Linked DNA regions of Homo sapiens: region 1 is linked to region 2. A link is an interaction called in ENCODE POLR2A ChIA-PET data of the cell type or tissue named here. Cell type or tissue: Panc1. All regions are shown on one strand. Each heading gives the region's core, and the rest is flanking DNA. Links, peaks and the distances in the headings are about the cores only.

Region 1 (2,915 bases), core at 318-2,817, 410 kb before region 2:
CAGGTAAAGGATAGAACAGGCAACTATGTTTTTAAGGAACTAAACTCTGCAGGTTCCTCACAACTGTGTGGGGGAGGAGGTACTAAGGCAAGAGTGGTCAGAGGTAAAATTTCCATCCCTGGGGGAACCAGAGAAAAAGCAAGCCAAGGGACAGTTTCACTGAGGTCTTAAAATAGCACACATGAGCTAGATCCTAATCCAACTGCCAGTAATTTGAAGAGATGAAGAAATGGAGGCAAGAGAAAGCAAGGCCTCCCCACCATCACAGATCTGATTTATGGTAGACTCCAGCCTCTCAGTTTACTGTTCTAGACCTTGCTCCATACTGACTCTTTTGCTTCAGGTATAAAATATTATACTGGCAGCATCACGACTATGATCAGAGTAGAGTATGTAATCTTTCTTGAAAACAGGATTTTAAAAATTCCCCTGCCTTCAGGATGTCTTTATCATACTTAACAAGTGAACTTTTTTTTTTTTTTGAGACAGACTCTCACTCATTGTTGCCCAGGCTGCAGTGCAGCAGCACGATTTCAACTTACTGCAACCTCCGCCTCCCCAGTTCAAGCAAGTCTCCTGCCTCGACCTCCCGAGTAGCTGGGATTACAGGCGTGCACCACCGCACCCACCTAATTTTTGTATTTTTCATAGAGAGGAGTTTCACCATGTTGGCCAGGCTGGTCTCAAACTCCTGACCTCAAGTGATATGCCCGCCATGGCCTCCCACTGTGCTTGGATTACAGGTGTGAGCCACCGTGCCTGGCCTACAACTACATTTTTTAAAAACCACAATTTGGTTTAGGTATTATAATCAAAATTAGAAAACAGGATTCAATCAAAATTTCCTTTTAGCAAAATTTTCTACAAAAGACACCTACACACCTAAGAAATATGGGACCCCCACACATCCTCCGCAAGTCACACAAAAGGCTGCAGTCATAGCTTTGCAATAAAACTTCTGCCACCATATAGGAAGGAGCTAGGACCAGAGAACAAAGCCATCTCCACAGTGAATGGATATACTCATGTCATTTGACATTAAATCAACTATTGTTTTTGAAGCATCTCCTATTAGTGTATAAGTCAAACGTCAGTTGATGCATAGCATCAGATACTCTGAAACAAGTAAGGTTTTGAATGCATAAAGTATTCTGGGCAATAAACTGAACTCTACATGGTAAAGAAGAGTAATAGAATGAAAGTACCTGGCACCTGCAATTAAACCTACAGGCATGAATTTTCCATAGTAGTAGGATCTCATTCCCATAACACCAACAAAAGTAACAGATGTAGCGGCTGAAAAAGATACAAAGAAGGGTCAAAACTCATTAGTCTTCTACGCAGGGGAATCAGAAGTAGACCAAGCCCCACCAATCTCTCAAGGCTCACGCCTCATCCTATGCTTATTCCTCCTTCCCCAAGTAGGGGAGATTACTAGCTGCCCACATCCTATGGGTCCAAATACCAATACTGGCCAAATAGGGCCCTTCACAGCCTGGGCCCTACCTGCCCTTCCAGCCTCATCTCTTACCACTTGTCTTCTGCAAAACCCACACTTTAGCCATCAATGTGTTAGTTTTCTCCAAAATGCTGTTGTTTCTCATGCCCTGCAGATGCTATCGCCCTGCAGACGCTATTTCCTCTACCCTGCATGCAATTCCCACTGGGTATCTGTCAAAGCACCTACTACATGTCAAGCGCTGTGCTAGGAGCTGGAGAATACAAAAGTAATCGTAACTGTCTTTGCCCTTTTACAATGCTTCAGGTCTGATGGGACAAGACTTTAAACAATCACACAAAGAAAAACAAGGTACAATGTGTGCTTCAGGTATAATTGATGCTACACAAAAAAGCTCAACAGGGGGATCAACCTATTCAGGGAGATCATGCTAGGCTTTTAGCCAAGGAAGTGAAGACTGACTGAGATCTGAAATTACAGCAGGCGTTAATAAGCTGAAGGATGGGAATGCCCTTTCCAGGCAGAGGGGACAGTATATGCAGAGGCCCTGTGGTGACAGGGAGCATGGCACATTCACCCTAAAAGGGCAGCGTGGCACAGAAGTCAAGATGCAGTTTGTGAGTAAGAGGCGCCAGACCACATAGAGCCTTGAAGGCCATACTAAGGATTGGGTTTTCATCATAAGAGCAATGAGAAGCTATTAAAGGATACTAAGCAGAGGGATGCATAAAAAGAGTTGCATTATTATTATTATTTTTTGAGACAGAGTCTCACTCTGCAACACACGCTGGAGTGCAGTGGCATGATCTCAGCTCACTACAACCTCTACCTCCCAGGTTCAAGCAATGCTGAAGCCTTTTTTAATTTTAGTGGAGACCGGGTTTCACCATGTTGCCCAGGGTGGTCTCCAACTCCTGAGCTCGGCAATCCGCCTGCCTTGGCCTCCCAAAGTGCTAGGACTACAGGCAGGAGCCACCGCAACCGGCCCAGAGTTGCATTTTGAAAGCGTAATTCTAGCTATACTATAGAGAACAAACTTCAGGGAAACTAGAGGGTACATGGGGATACCAGCTAAGGAACGTCCTTGGGAATGCAGGTAAGAAAGAGGGGATAACTGGGACTAGGACGATGGCTGTGCAGATGAAAAAGAGGACAACTCAGGATAAGGGCTAGAGGTAGTGTCGACAAGACCTGCTGATGAATTAGTCAGAAAGGGGGTGGTAGAAAGGAAAGAGAGCAATCAAGAACCGAATGGATGGAGAACAGAAGACAGGGGGAGTGTGTGGCCATGAGGTTAGGTCCGGGCAGATTCCTGGAGACATCTGAAGGAAAGTGGACAGATGAATACATGAGAGTCCAGCCTGGAGGAGAGAGAAATTTGTGTCATTTGTGTATCGGTGGAAATTAAAGGCATAGGCTTCAATGAAACTGTCAAGTGAGTAGACAAGAAGAGCCT
Region 2 (2,915 bases), core at 327-2,826:
TTAAAGTGGGGAATAAGTATATTTTTGCAGAGAACTGTAAGGAGGGCAGCCTGTCTAAGGGGCAGGTAGGAGATGGCAAGGAGGATCTTCCTAGGGAAGGGTCAGGGAAAGGTGAGTGTCAGGCTGGGACAAGTGGAAACTATGGAGTGTTCTTAGTTTGGGGCTGACAGTAAAAGCTGTGGATCAGGAAGTGAAGTGCATCGGTGCCCAGCAACCTCTTCTCACCCTAAGTTTTACCTGCTTTAATGTCTCCATGAATATGGTCCTAGGGGCAATATTGTTACTACCTGCTGTGCACAGTGTCTCATATAAACAAGGAACTTCCTTCGTCTATGTTTGAAGTTTATTTTGCAGGTAATAGTGGGTTGGATATCCTGACCTCCAGGAGTTCACATTCTTCAATGCTTCAGGGTGGTCACGGCAATTCTATTAGGGTATCTGTTCTCCACGACAGATATTTTTAGCAACAGATAGCCTGAATCCATTCAAAGAATGCACCTGTTGATGGGAATCCAGATCTGGCAACCACACACTTTAATTTCAAGAGTGCTCAATCAGAGTGTGTGCTAGACTGTGGGACAGGACAGAAAGTCTACTGACTTCAGGCTCAGGCTCACAACAGCTGTTTTCCAAAATTGGTAACATGAAAGTGCTTCTATTAATGTGGAGATTTTGGTTTGATGGATTCGTGGAAATGATCTGATACAAAAAAGCACAATTCCCTTCCCTCTCCCGTTTCTGTCTTGTCTTCCTCCTTCCTGCCCTTCCTCCCTTTCCTTAGCAATATATTTTTTTTTTTTTTGAGACAGAGTTTCACTCTGTCACCCATGCTGGAGTGCAGTGGCGTGATCTCAGCTCACTACAACCTCCGCTTCCCAGGTTCAAGCAATTCTCCTGTCTCAGCCTCCTGTGTTGCTGGCACTACAGGCACCTGCCACCATACCTAGCTAATTTTTATATTTTTAGTAGAGACAGGGTTTCACCTTGTTGATCAGGCTGGTCTCGAACTCCTGACCTCAGGTGATCCACCTGCCTTGGCCTCCCAAAGTGCTGGAATTACAGGCGTGAGCCATTGCGCCCAGCCTTCCTTAGCAATATTTTCTTTCTTTTTAATTTCTCTTTTTTTTTTTTTTTTTTTGAGACCAAGTCTCGCTCTGTCACCCAGGTCTGCTCACTGCAACCTCTGCCTCCCAGATTCAAGCAATTCTCCTGCCTCAGCCTCCCGAGTAGCTAGGACTACAAGCACACGCCACCACGCCCAGCTAATTTTTGTATTTTTTTTTTTATTAGAGACGGGGTTTCACCATATTGGTCAGGCTGATCTTGAACTCTTGACCTCATGATCCGCCTGCCTCGGCCTCCCAAACTGCTGGGATTACAGGTGTGAGCCACCATGCCCGGCTGCAGTATTTTCTAAATGTCTCATCTTGGATTTGTTTTTACAGTGACAAAGAAGCCAAGCAAAGTTTTCTTCCTCTATTAAATGCATATTCTAGAAGGGAAGACAAACAAATCATAAACAAACTAGTAAATAATACAGTTTCATAAAGTGATGAATGCTGGGAAGAAAGGGAGGCAGGATATGGCAGTGACCAGGGCCTGGAGGTATTTTTATTTCCCGTTTGGTGGACAGGGGAAGCACTCTGTGGAGGTCACATCTGAGCAGAGACCTGAACTGGTGGCCGTGATGGGAGTTTGCGGTGGAAAGCATTGCAGGAAGAGGTGGAAAAGAACAAGCATTGCTCTTTGAACAGCATGAAGATTGGGGTGGGTGGAGAGGAGGGGTCAAGGAGCAGAAGTGTAGGATGAGGAGAAGCAGCCAGTAGCTAGATCACCAGGGACTTGTAGGCTACAATAAGGATTTCATATTTTATTCTAAGTGCAATGGGAAGCTATTGGTAGGAATTAAGCAGGAGAGCAAGGCAAGCTGACTTACAGTTTAAGAATACCCTGGCTGCTCTTGGAGAATATTCTGTAGTGGAGAAAGAAGGCTGTAGGAAGACCAGTGGCTTGGCTGTTGTAGAGTACAAGTGTAAGCTGATGGTGGTCTGCAGTATGGAGATGGCAGTGGAAGCGGGGAAAGGTGGTAGGGAGGGCTCAGTATGTGTTTTAAGAGATCGAGAAAGGACTCAATAATCGTGGACTGGATGCCCAGTAGGACAGAAAGAGAGGGGTCAAGGATGACTCCTAGGTTTGTATTTTGAGCAACTGGATGATTTATGGGGCAATTTTCTGAGATGAAGATGATCGGGAGAGGAGACGGTTTAGATTGGAAAATTAAGAGCTCTGTTTTTATAGTTTTAAGTGACTATATAGAATATTAAAAAGATACAGCTGTCTGGAATTTAAGATAAAGATCGGAGCTGGAAATAAACTTTGGGAGTTACCAGCGTGTAGATGGTATTTAAAGCCATTGATCGAGAAGACATCACATGGGGAGGGAGGTGCTTGCCCTGAGGAAGAGACTGAGCTCAGAGACACTCCAATATTTAATGGATGATGTTAAGAATGAGATGCTAACAGGGAAAATTGAGAAGGAATGGCCCGTGAAATAGGAGGAAACTCAGAAGGGCATGTTGTCCTGCCCACCATAATGTTTCAAAGAGGAACAAGTGTCAAATCCTGCTGGGAATAAACTGAGGACAGATAATTGAATACTAGATTCTACATCATGACCCTAACATGAGCAGCTGCAGTTGAACAGTGGGGATGAAATTCTGAATGAAATGAATTAAAAAAGTAAAGAAGTGGAGACAGCAAGTAGCAATAGTTCTTTCAAGTTTTGCTGAGAAGGGGAGAAAAAATGGGGATGTAGGGTCAAGGGTGGATTTTTCAAATAGGGGAATTATGAAAACATTTTTGTATATAGATAGAAGTAATAGAAGTAACTCAGAAGAAAGGGGAGAATAGGTGAA

Evidence for each region. Peaks named below come from ENCODE experiments on the same cell type or tissue, not always from the same donor. Only the 100,000 strongest peaks of a DNase experiment are listed, where the experiment ranks them.
Region 1: POLR2A ChIA-PET joins it to region 2 with 10 read pairs; 2 of 35 experiments call an interaction of 5 or more read pairs at or near these places.

Annotation. Positions count from the first base shown.
Region 1 is chr6:10,753,523-10,756,437 of GRCh38, reverse strand. It overlaps TMEM14B (transmembrane protein 14B), which reads right to left. Exons shown (of 6, transcript NM_030969.5): 5 at 1,206-1,296. Among named protein-coding and RNA genes, the nearest start is that of TMEM14B, 7.2 kb to the right of the region's middle. In Panc1, for the core only: no CTCF peak of the experiment used is centred there; no DNase peak of the experiment used is centred there; H3K27ac peaks cover 487 bases.
Region 2 is chr6:10,339,403-10,342,317 of GRCh38, reverse strand. No RefSeq gene overlaps it. Among named protein-coding and RNA genes, the nearest start is that of TFAP2A-AS2, 64 kb to the left of the region's middle. In Panc1, for the core only: no CTCF peak of the experiment used is centred there; no DNase peak of the experiment used is centred there; H3K27ac peaks cover 327 bases.